Regions from separate parts of the Homo sapiens genome. Here all the other regions are linked to region 1. Evidence: read pairs that join two places in POLR2A ChIA-PET (ENCODE). Cell type or tissue: MCF 10A. All regions are shown on one strand. Links, peaks and the distances in the headings refer to the core of each region. The heading gives the core; the rest is flanking DNA.

Region 1 (3,771 bases), core at 541-3,040:
CCAAATCAGGAAGCTAACAGCAACACATTATTTTACTAGCTAATATGTACACCTTACTCAGGTTCTGTCAATTGTTCCAATCATGTCTTTGTAGGAAAAGAAAACGTTTCCACATTCAGTTGTTATGTCTTATGTGTTTGGCTGGTACCTTAGTCTTTGTCTTTTATAACCTTTCAGTTTTGAGAACTGGTTGGTTATTTTGTAGAATGTCCCAGAGTTTGAGCTTCTCTTATGGTTTCATCATGATTAGATTCGACGTATGCATTTTGGGCAGAAATCTACCAGAAGTGATGCTCTGTTTTCTGTGCATCGTATCAGGAGACATATGATGTTGGTATGTCTTATTACAAAAGTGTTGTTTTTTTTCTTTTGTAATTAATAAATATTTTATGGGGAGATATTCTGAGGCTATGTGTTTTGTTACTCCTCAAACTTTTACCTACTTTTAGCATCCATTTATGATTCTTGCCTGAATTAATCATTACTGTGATGATTGCCAAATGGCGCTTTTCTAATTCCAACATTTCTTTTTTACTGATTAGTTGGGATCTCCTTTAAGGAAGAGCTTTCCTTTTTATTTACTTGTTCATTCCTTCCTTTCTTCATTCATTCACATGAGGCTGGACTCACGGATTCTCATTTTATTCAGTGGGTTTTAGATAGAATTTTACTTGTATTGATACCCTTGTAACTTTTTTAACAGATCATTTGTTGTGAGAGAAACCAATAGGCTGTTTCCCCAAATTCTAGGGGTGTGAACTTTGCACTCAGTGGATCTTTTCTTCGGGATCTTGTTCTGGGTGGAATCAATTTGATGGTGGCCCTCACTACTTCCAGTCATACGTGGCTTAAGAATGTGATGGTTTAGGAGCATAATACATGGGAGATACTTCCTGCTGTATTTAAAAGTTAAAATGTGGAAGTTTGATGTCCGGTCCGAAGGGCGAGGCACGGACCTCCCTGGACCAGAGCAGGTTGGTGGCCCCGGGCGGCCTCCCGTTGGCGGCTCTGGGATAGAAACCGCGGCGCATTTGTAAGTGCTTGCGCGTGGTTCCTCCTCGTTGTCCTGTTGAAGTTGCTCTTGGTCTGGAACGCGCGCTAGTCGTTGTCTTTCAGCACTCCGCTTTCCACACCGCACGCTTTTCAGTTATGCTTTACATTTCTCCTCGACTTAGATTTCGTGAGCAAAATGGGCCCATGTTTTATTTTTTCTCGTGCGTGGGCCGTCGTGAGGCTTTAAACAGGAAACTGGGACAGCACCCGGGCTCCGCTACCCGTCACCGGGCCTTCCGCGCCCCTCGCCCCACGCCGCGGGTGCGGTCCTCCCTCCAGCAGAGGGTTCCGGGCGCCGGCGCGGCCCGCACGGGGCCGGGAGCCCTTCCTGCCGGCCGGGTGCGCGCGGCGCCGCCGACAGCTGTTTGCCATCGGCGCCGCTCCCGCCCGCGTCCCGGTGCGCGCCCCGCCCCCGCCAACAACCGCCGCTCTGATTGGCCCGGCGCTTGTCTCTTCTCTCCCCGCAGCCAATCGCGCCGGGCGAGGAGCTCCTGGTCTGGTACAATGGGGAAGACAACCCTGAGATAGCAGCTGCGATTGAGGAAGAGCGAGCCAGCGCCCGGAGCAAGCGGAGCTCCCCCAAGAGCCGGAAAGGTAGGAGCCCCCCGGCCCGCCCGCCCGGCCCCGGCGCCACGCCCGCCCAGGACGCCGCCCTGCCGCCCTCGCTGCTGCTGGCCCGACCGCGAGGCGGGTCGCGGGCTCGGGCGGCGGCGCCCGCGGCATCTCGGTGACCTTTTCCGGACTCGGCCCTGCCCCGGCCCCGCTCCCGCCCTGCGGTCCCGCTCGGGCCCTGCGATCGCTGCCCTCCCGCCCTGCCGACCCGGCCCCGCTGCTGAATCACGGCCGCCGCGCGCTCGGGCTGTTTCTTAACTTGTGACTTAGCTCCTGGGCGGCAGAAAGTGCGCGGACGGCGTTCCGGGGCCGGACGTTCCCCCGCTGGCACCCCAAGCCGCGCTCCGCAGCCGCGCGCACGGCGGGCGCCCGAGCTTTCTCGCGGCTAGCTTGACAGCCCCGGCTCCGCAGACTCGGGCCCGCCGCGCAGGACGCGGGCCGCGTCGGTCGCGGAGTCGGGGTGTGGGAGTGGGGGAGGCAGAGACAGTGAGAGACAGAGACAGGAGGCGGCGGGGAGGGCAGGGAGACTGCGGGTGCGGTGGGCTTCCGAAAGGATGCCCAGGGGGATGTGGAAGTTAGAGAGCGTGTTGTTTTGTCGTTTTGACTCAATTCTCATAGTTTTACGACTTCTGATGATTTCGAACAAAAGGTAAAGTGTAGTCACACTTAAAAAGGGAGGGGATAATTTCTGGGTAGGAAAATAGTTTGGTTGGCTGTATCATATTTCCAGTGGGCATACTGACACGTTGGGGCTTTTTTTTTTAATGAAGAATTTTAATGTGAATTGGGGAATAGTTCATAGATCCCAGTTTGAAAATATGCCAAGGCACAGTATGGTTAGTTTCTTATTGATACAAATACAGGTTTGTGTTTTTTGTTTTTTTGTTTTTTTGTTTTTTTTTTGCTCTCCTTAGGTCTTAAGTAGATTTCTTTTTAGTCATCTGAACGAACGAGTCCATCCTTTATCCAGAACATTGCAAAGTGAGTTGTGGAAGTCATACTGTAAATAAAATCATATCGTAAACTCGATTTGGGAAAATGTTAAAATCGGCATTAAGGAATGTAGGCAAGAAGTCTGTTCTGATTTTTCAAGTATGTATTCTTTGTATGTCACCACAAAATGGAAATAGAATTAATTCCCCCGTGAAACAGTTAGTAGGCCTATTACTGAATATGCATTGTCTATTTATTGAATGTGATGTAGTCACTGCTTCAGAGCATTAAATGCTTTTGATCCTGAATCAGACGATCAGAGTCTAGAAAATTCCCAGTTTTTTTTTTTTTTAACTTTTAACTGAGTTCTGGGATTTTATTGCTATTAGGCTTAGTGCTTAACTGTTTGTAGTGAAAACTTTTTATGTAATTCAACTTGTTTCTTTATTTAGTATTCATTTTGTTTATAACTAATGTTACCAGCCTTCCGGGTAAGTTATTTGTAGGGGGCTGGAGATGGGGAGGACAGTACCCTCTTTACTGTGCCACTAATCATAACTAACTCCTGTACTTAAATAGATTTGTAGTTTAATAGCAACCTTACTTTAACGCTTTTCTCTGTTTGGCATACTTTAGTGTGCATGTTTAGAACATATGTCATTACTCTTTTGCTTTTTTGTTTATCTGTTTATTTTTCTCTTGGTTGGATTTGGGGAAAAACTTGAACATATACTTTTTGTTTTATTAGTGATATATGAACTTAATAGCTGCATTTTTATACCTGCGTAGACTGTTGGTGTTTCGTATTAAATAGTTCATATTTCTTATTATCCTATTATTTTGTACTACTCTGGGCAGCCTATAACCCAGAATCCTAGGTTTTAATTAATTAAAAGACTTATGTTTATGCAGAGCTCTCTGTTGGAACTTACAGTCTGTTTTTAACAGCTTACTGGTTAAAGAGACCTATTTGCTCTTTAAGACTTAAACTTTGGAGAGTTTAAGTAATGAGTCAAACCTTTTTTACTTTTAAATTAAATACTCAGTTAAAACCAATTTATAGCTTGCAAAGACCTGAAATGGAGTCTTTTTTTTTTTTTTTAATTAACTCAGTTCTGTTTAGGTCTTATGTGTGACCTCAAACATTTAAATAATATCTTTTCAGGCAGTGAT
Region 2 (3,771 bases), core at 674-3,173, 150 kb before region 1:
CCACACCTCTCAGCCCCATCTCTGTCCTCCTCAGCCCCTCCACCTGGCCACACTGACCATCCTCCCTCCCGTGCAGCGCCCCATGCTCGTTCTGGGCTTTGGGGTTAGTTAGCACCAGCTGTTCCCCTATCTGGAACTCACCCATTCACTCAACAGCTACTTACCGAGTGCCTGGTATGTGCCAGGGATTTCAGACATTGTGGACATTGAGATGAGGCAGCCTTTATCAAGCTTATATTCCAGTAGGACAGACAAGTAGCGAGCAGGTAGCAGGGTGGGGGTAAGCATTCAGGTATATGTGCCGTGGAAGAGGGGAGGGGTACTCGCTTAAATGGACAGTCCAAGAAAGTGCCCCCCCTCCTTTTTTTTTTTTTTTTTGGAGATGGAGTCTCGCTCTGTCACTAGCCTGGAGTGTAGTGGCGCAATCTTGGCTCACTGCAACCTCCGCCTCCAGGGTTCAAGGGATTCCCCTGCCTCTGCCTCCTGAGTAGCTGGGACTACAGGTGTGCACCACCACGCCTGGCTAATTTTTTGTATTTTAGTAGAGACGAGTTTTCACCATGTTGGCCAGGATGGTCTCGATCTCCTGACCGTGTGATCCACCTGCATCAGCCTCCCAAAGTGCTGGTGGGATTACAGGCGTAAGCCACCATGCCCGGCCAGAAAGTTCCCTGAGATCTGAAGGCATGAGGGAAGCTATCTTGATGTGTTCGAGAAGCTATCTTTTTTTTTTTTTTTTTTTTTTTTTTTTTTCAGACAGAGCCTTGCTCTGTCACCCAGGCTGAAGTGCAGTGGCGCAATCTCAGCTCACTGCAACCTCCACCTCCTGGGTTCAAGTGATTCTTGTGCCTCAGCCTCCTGAGTAGCTGGGATTACAGAGGCCCACCATCACGCCTGGCTAATGTTTGTATTTTTAGTAGAGACGGTTTCACCATGTTGGCTAGGCTGGGTTCAAACTCCCGACCTCAAGTGATCCGTCTACCTTGGCCTCCCAAAGTGCTGGGATTAATAGCTTATCTGATGTGTTGCTTATTTTTTTATGGTGACCCCACCCCACTCCAAGAGTACTCTAGTCCTTAAGAGTGGAGATCTTCCTTACCTATTCACTTCTCTGTCTCTAGTGATGAGAATGTGGCCCAGCTCTTGGCAGGTGCTTGGTAAATATTTGTGGAAGGAATATAAATGCTGGGAGCTGGGGCTGTAGAGGTGAACTCATGCAGGCTTCAGTCTTGGTTTTTGCTGCTGCCTTAACTTGCACAGTTAAGCGGGGAGAGGGCTGCTGCTGCTCAAAGCAACACCTCCTTTAGAGTGAGTCATACCTTCCTTCTAACCTGCCATTGCTGAAAGTTTAGATTCGTCCAGATTTCTCCTAGTAAGGGGACACACTGGAGGAGGTCAAGACTGTGGTCATTAAATAAGACTGGAAGATTCTAACAAGATGGGATTTCATAAGAGGCAGTGAGGTACCAGGGGAAGCAATTGTTCCTGACTACCAGGAACGTGATTTCTGGGAAGATGAGGATGGCACCTGGGCAGAAGGGGAAGGATCTCAGAACCCAGGGAGGGAGGCAGCAGGCATTTTAGCCCAAAGCTGCCGGGAGAGCACATCACGAAAATGCACAGCTGCTTTTTAGTTGTATGTTGGTGAGTCCAGGGATGCGGTTAGAATATTTGGCTTTGTGTCCGCTAATGAATCATGAACTTGGCACATCACTTAACTCTTTTTTTTTTTTTGAGATGGAGATTCACTCTTGTCACCCAGGCTGGAGTGCAATGGCACAATCTCAGCTCACTACAGCCTCTGCCTCGGTTCAAGCGATTCTCCTGCCTCAGCCTCCCAAGTAGCTGGGACTACAGGCCTGCGCCACCATGGCCAGCTAATTTTTGTACTTTTAGTAGAGAAGGTGTTTCACCACGTTGGCCAGGCTGGTCTTGAACTCCCGACCTCAGGTCATCCACCTGCCTTGGCCTCCCAAAGTGCTGGGATTATAGACGTGAGCCACCGCGTTGGGCCACATCACTTAACTTCCGACCTTGTTAAAGAAACACTAATTCTGACACTTGTTGAAATTGTACGGAAGACTTTAGTCAAGACCCCTGTAATAAGGGGCATTGCAGTAGGGAGGAGAGCTCAGGTTCACCTCTGGGTGAAAGGAAAAGTGGGGATTTGTAGCCCACAAGCAGAATGAGGGGATCAGTGGGTGGAAAATTCCTAAGAGATGGGGTTGGGGGGACTCTTGCTAAACTGGCCTAACAAGATTCTTTGTGAAGGCAGGCTAAGGGCCTAGCCACCACAGCGCTGTTGTGAAATAAAGTCAGCTGGGAGACGCCATGTAAACCCTACATTGTGAGTAGCAAATGTGAGAGGGTGTTAGGACAATGAGGTGTCTTCCACGTTAAGTGGAATTTACAATGCTGCGTCAGTGCCAGATCTTGAACGACCCCAAATGCACCTGTTTGAATACTTACTTTTCCTCCTTGCCCTAAACACTGAGTTTTATTCTAGCTACTCCCTGGTCACTGATTTAACTCAGCAGCTGTCAGCTGATGTGAGGAGGAAGAGGGAGCTTACAGTGAAGAGAGCACGGATTTAGAAACAGCTTCTGGAGACTCTGCAGACAGAGGGCCCATGTGGAGTGGGGATAGTTGGCAGTGTCCAGGCCACTTAAGCTGGGCCTTGTGCTAAGTTTCTCCTGTAACTGTGACATAGTATTTGTTTGTTTTGGGACCATGTCTTGCTCTGTCACCCAGGCTGCAGTGCAGTGGCACAATCTTGGCTCCCTGCAACGTCTGCCTCCTGGGTTCAAACGATTCTCCTGCCTCAGCCTCCTGAGTAGCTGGGACTGCAGGCATGTGCTATCCTGCCTACTTAATTTTTGTATTTTTAGTAGGGACAGCATTTTGCCATGTTGGTCAGGATGGTCTCAAACTCCTGGCCTCAGGTGATCTGCCTGCCTTGGCCTACCAAAGTGCTGGGATTACAGGCCTGAGCCACTGCACCCAGCCATGACATAGTATTGGAAAGAAAAGATTTGTCTCAATGACAGCTGGTTTTGAAGCAGTGGGGAAAAGAGGATTTATCAGGGTGATTGGCTAATCTTTTGGGGGGAAATTATATTTCTCTTTTATTATAATACTTCAAAATAAACAGACAAAAATATTAAACGTAAGTACAATACCATAAGGAAAACATAGGTGAATATTTATGTGATCTTGAGGAAGAGTTTGTGAGTGTGATGTCAAAGAGAAAACAAGTTTAAGAAGTTTGACTACTGATAGCTTGGTCATTTGCAAAAGAAAGATGTAGGCCGGGTGCGGTGGCTCATGCCTTTGGGTGGCTCATGCCTTTGGGTGGCTCATGCCTTTGGGTGGCTCATGCCTTTGGGTGGCTCATGCCTTTGGGTGGCTCAGCACTTTGGGTGGCTCAGCACTTCGGGAGGCCGAGGCGGGTGGATCACAAGGTCAGGAGATTGAGACCATCCTGGCTAACATGGTGAAACCCTGTCTCTACTAAAAAATACAAAAAAATTAGCCGGGTGTGGTGGTGGGCACCTGTAGTCCCAGCTACTTGGGAGGCTGAGGCAGGAGAATGGCGTGAGCCCAGGAGGCAGAGCTTGCCGTGAGCCGAGATCGTGCCACTGTACTCCAGCCTGGGCGACAGAGCAAGACTCCGTCTCAAAAAAAAAAAATGCCAGCAGCATTTAGGCCAAAGAATACATTCTTAAGGTATGAACAGTGCTTATAAGAGGGAATGCCATGTGACCATTACAA
Region 3 (3,771 bases), core at 674-3,173, 200 kb after region 1:
AAAGATGTGATAGTGTTGCAGTTCTCGGGAAACTGTCAAAGGAGAAGATAGAACGGGATGTTTCTGGTCTTGTTGGGAAATGACCCTGCCTGGAGTCCATGGGATTCCTCTTCCTTTCAGCCTTTTTTCTTTGGCTAATACCCAGCCCTGTATTAAGGATTTGGAATTTGCAGGCGATACCATTGCATTGTCAGGTAGAGATTCTTTGAGCAAAGACTTTAGAGAGGAGACACTGTGGGTGTGCCCAGTGCACAGTGTTGGGGGTCAGCATGTTTGAGTGAACATCCTGGCTCCCGGAGAGGCAGCAAGGCATAGTGTGGTAAGGGACATGGGACCTGGAGTTAGCCTATCCAAGTTCAAATCCTGGATCTGGATCTACCACTTCACAGCTGTGTGGCTTGACTTTCCCATCTGTGAAATGGGGATAAGGGTAGATGAGGATAAGATGAGCTAGTCCACGCAAAGCACTTAGACCCATGCCTGGCTCATGGTTCGGGGACCACACTTCCTGGTGAGCTCAGGATGGCCCCAAAGTATGCCTGTCATCCCAGAAGAATTATTACTAATGTCCCCTTTATTCTCAAAAGGGTTCTGGTTTGGAGATGACTCACGTGGTCTTACACACTGTAGGGTGTTGTTATGTCTTGCTGAATATTTGGACAAGCCACTTCACTGCTTAGAATCTTAGCTCTAAAATGGAGATAATAATAATAATAATAATAATAATAATAATAATAATAATAATAATATCTGCTCTTCTGGGTTGATTTGGGATGATAGGATGAAACAGAATGGCCAGCACAGGGTTGCTGTCCATGATGATCATGCTCTTTGTGTTTCTCTAAGTCCAGGCAAGCCATACAGACATAGATGGATTCCCACCCCCTTACCACCCACTTTCTGCTTTTATAAAAATCTCTCAAGTAAAAGTGCCTTAAGACACATGATGCCAAGGTATGACCCACAGTGCTGTTGCCTTGGTGGTTATCTGGCCTGCCCTAGCTGTGCTATTTATTATCAGTTGGGTAGTTTTAGTAACAGTTTCCCAGGGAAATCTTGAACCAGGTCAGGCCTGTTTGCAGTAAAGAAAGGGTGGTGTCTTAACCCAGATCCCTGCAGGCCTATGGGAGCTGTTGATTGTTTGAGGACTATTTGTTGCATAATCTCCTTTCTTTTAGCAGCTTCTTATTTGAGCAGGAAAAGGGGTTTCAGGACTCCCTAGAGCTTCTACTTTATTTGTTATTAATATTATTTACTGGGCTGCCTTTTTGTCTTCTAAATTGAATTACTCTCAAAAGGGTTCTGGTTTGGAGATGACTCATGTGGTCTTACACACTGTAGGATGTTGTCATGTCATGCTGAATATTTGGACAAGCCACTTCACTGCTTGGAGTCTTAGGTATAAAATGGAGATAATAATAATAATAATAATAATAATAATAATAATAATAATAATATCAATATCTGCTCTTTTGGATTGATTTGGGATGATAGGATGAAACAGAATGGCCAGCACAGGGCTGGACAATTGGCCTGGGAGGCTCAGAGCTTCGCAATTCTTCTAGGCACTATCTTATCTCTCCTCTCACCCCTTACATGGAGGTGAATTTTGGCTTTATTGACTCAGGGAGGAGTTGTGGTTACTTCTTGGGCCCTGTGCTGGTTCCTTTTAAAGAGGAGAGAGAACAAACAGCAGCAAGCTGGGGCAGGGTCTTCTGGGAACTGTTATAAACCCCCGATCGCTTTCAGAACACCTTATAAAGTCAACCTGTGTGCACACAGACGCATGACATTGAAAGGTCCCCCTGGCCAGATCACCAGGAAAGCTCCTCATGTTGCAAGGCCACTGGCCAGCCGGAGCTCAAATACCAGTAGTATCAGCTGGACCACAATTGTGCTGTGTGACCTTGGGATGTCCCTATCCCTCTCTGGATCTCCACTTAGTCGCCTTTAAAATGAGGAAACTGAACCAGAGTTCTCTATGATTTTCCTCCTAGTTATATGATTCTTTATTTCCTAAGATATAGGGAGATACATTTTTAGCTCATCATAAAAGATATTCGAACAGCCAAAGCTGCCTGATGATCAACAGAATGGGCTGCCCTGGAGTATTGAGAAACCTGTGGTTAGAGGTATTCAAGTAGAAGCAACAGAACAGGCTGTGGTGGGAACTACAGAACGGCCCCCGAATTCAATAGACAATTGGCCTGGGAGGATCAGAGCTTCCGCAGTTCTTCCAGGCACTATCTTATCTCTCCTCTCACCCCTTACATGTTGGAGGTGAATTTTGGCTTTATTGACTCAGGGAGGAGTTAGGCTACTTCTCAGGGCCTGGAATGGTCTAAAGTAACACCTCTCAGAATCTGGAGATACTTTTTGGCCCGTGGAGTACTTCATGCTGTAGAAGTCAATCTTGGTTCTGCACTAAGCCTGACTACGGGAGAGAGGCTTTTGCAAAGATCATTATGAAGGACCTCAGGATGAACTGAGTGAGTTCCATGTCCAAGTTTTATCTTCACCTCAAAATTGAATGGTTGTTTGTCTGATTAAAGAATTCCTGATCCAAAATAACGTGTTCTCAGAAATTTCTCCCACCAGCCCTTTTCTTCTAGCATTTAGTGTTGCTAATGATAGTTCTGATCTCAATTTGATTCTCATTTCTATGTTAGTAACCCTTTCTTTCTTTCTTTTTTTTCTTCTCTGGAAGCTTTTAGAGTTTTCTTTTTAATTTGTTCTGAAAGTTCACTACTGTATTTCTAAATATGGGTCTATTTTCACGAGCGTGGTGGACTCTTTTAATCTGAAGATTCATGTCTTTAGCTTGTTTTTTACATTCTAATCATTTTCTTCTAAAGCTCTTGTTAGAGTTGCACCATCCAATATGGTGGCCACCAGATTGGTACCAATCATAATCTCAAAAGACAAAATTCCAAATGTCATTTTCCTGAATATTGAAATCCTGGAAGATCAAAATTTCTAAAGTTGAAATCCCTTAATTCTAAAATCACTAATATTTAATTGAATCCCCAAACCATGGCAGGTTTGCCATTAGGTGTGGTCAAGTCTTCAAAAAGTGAATCTCAATGTATTATCAGTAAACTTTGTTTTTTTCCATTCGGCCCCATGCATTTGTTGGAAAATTCAGATGAATGAGTGGCTGAGCAATACACGAACAACAAAAACTGCAGTTTAAAAACGCACCACCCAGGAGGCGGAGGTCGCAGTGAGCCGAGATTGCGCCACTGCACTCCAGCCTGGGCAACAGAATGAGACTCTGTCTCAAAAACAGCAACAACAAAAATAAAACCAACCAACCAACCAAACAAACAAACAAAAAAACCAACAACACAAAACCGCATCATGTGTCTGCATTGGCATTGCTTCCAGCTGATGACATTCTGGGAGCTTTTTTGTTGAATTAAAACCACACTTGCTTTCCTGAAGAAGTCAGCAAAATCACTGACTGGTTCAAAAATAATTTTGTGCATGACAGGATAAGATGTGATGGGGTTGCTGTTTTGATCACCAGGATTGTTTCTGCCAAATCTGTGGTCTGTGTATGAGTGCATGCAGAATGGATTTTTATATACTCAAAACAACATAGAAGCATGGCAAAGAAGATGGGAAAATTTCATAGGGAATGCTTGTGTTCATGCATGTCAACTCATAGAAGAATTTCAAAAAAGCAGTGCCGTGCCATGTAGAAAATGAATGTGAACATATTCTCTGAGGACAGCCATGCCCTAAAAGAAAAGCAAGCATTCATCACCA

The links. Peaks named below come from ENCODE experiments on the same cell type or tissue, not always from the same donor. Only the 100,000 strongest peaks of a DNase experiment are listed, where the experiment ranks them.
Region 2: POLR2A ChIA-PET joins it to region 1 with 6 read pairs; 4 of 35 experiments call an interaction of 5 or more read pairs at or near these places.
Region 3: POLR2A ChIA-PET joins it to region 1 with 8 read pairs; 2 of 35 experiments call an interaction of 5 or more read pairs at or near these places.

What each region holds. Positions count from the first base shown.
Region 1 is chr1:13,747,841-13,751,611 of GRCh38, forward strand. PRDM2 (PR/SET domain 2) reads left to right here. Exons shown (of 10, transcript NM_001393986.1): 6 at 1,521-1,647. Among named protein-coding and RNA genes, the nearest start is that of PRDM2, 50 kb to the left of the region's middle. RefSeq lists silencers at 1,209-1,598, 1,500-1,718, 1,669-1,978 and an enhancer at 2,229-2,278. In MCF 10A, for the core only: no CTCF peak of the experiment used is centred there; a DNase peak (open chromatin) is centred at 1,511.
Region 2 is chr1:13,598,651-13,602,421 of GRCh38, forward strand. The region is part of intron 1 of PDPN (podoplanin); the gene reads left to right. Among named protein-coding and RNA genes, the nearest start is that of PDPN, 17 kb to the left of the region's middle. In MCF 10A, for the core only: no CTCF peak of the experiment used is centred there; a DNase peak (open chromatin) is centred at 1,631.
Region 3 is chr1:13,950,923-13,954,693 of GRCh38, forward strand. It overlaps a transcript of KAZN not described here. Among named protein-coding and RNA genes, the nearest start is that of PRDM2, 250 kb to the left of the region's middle. In MCF 10A, for the core only: no CTCF peak of the experiment used is centred there; no DNase peak of the experiment used is centred there.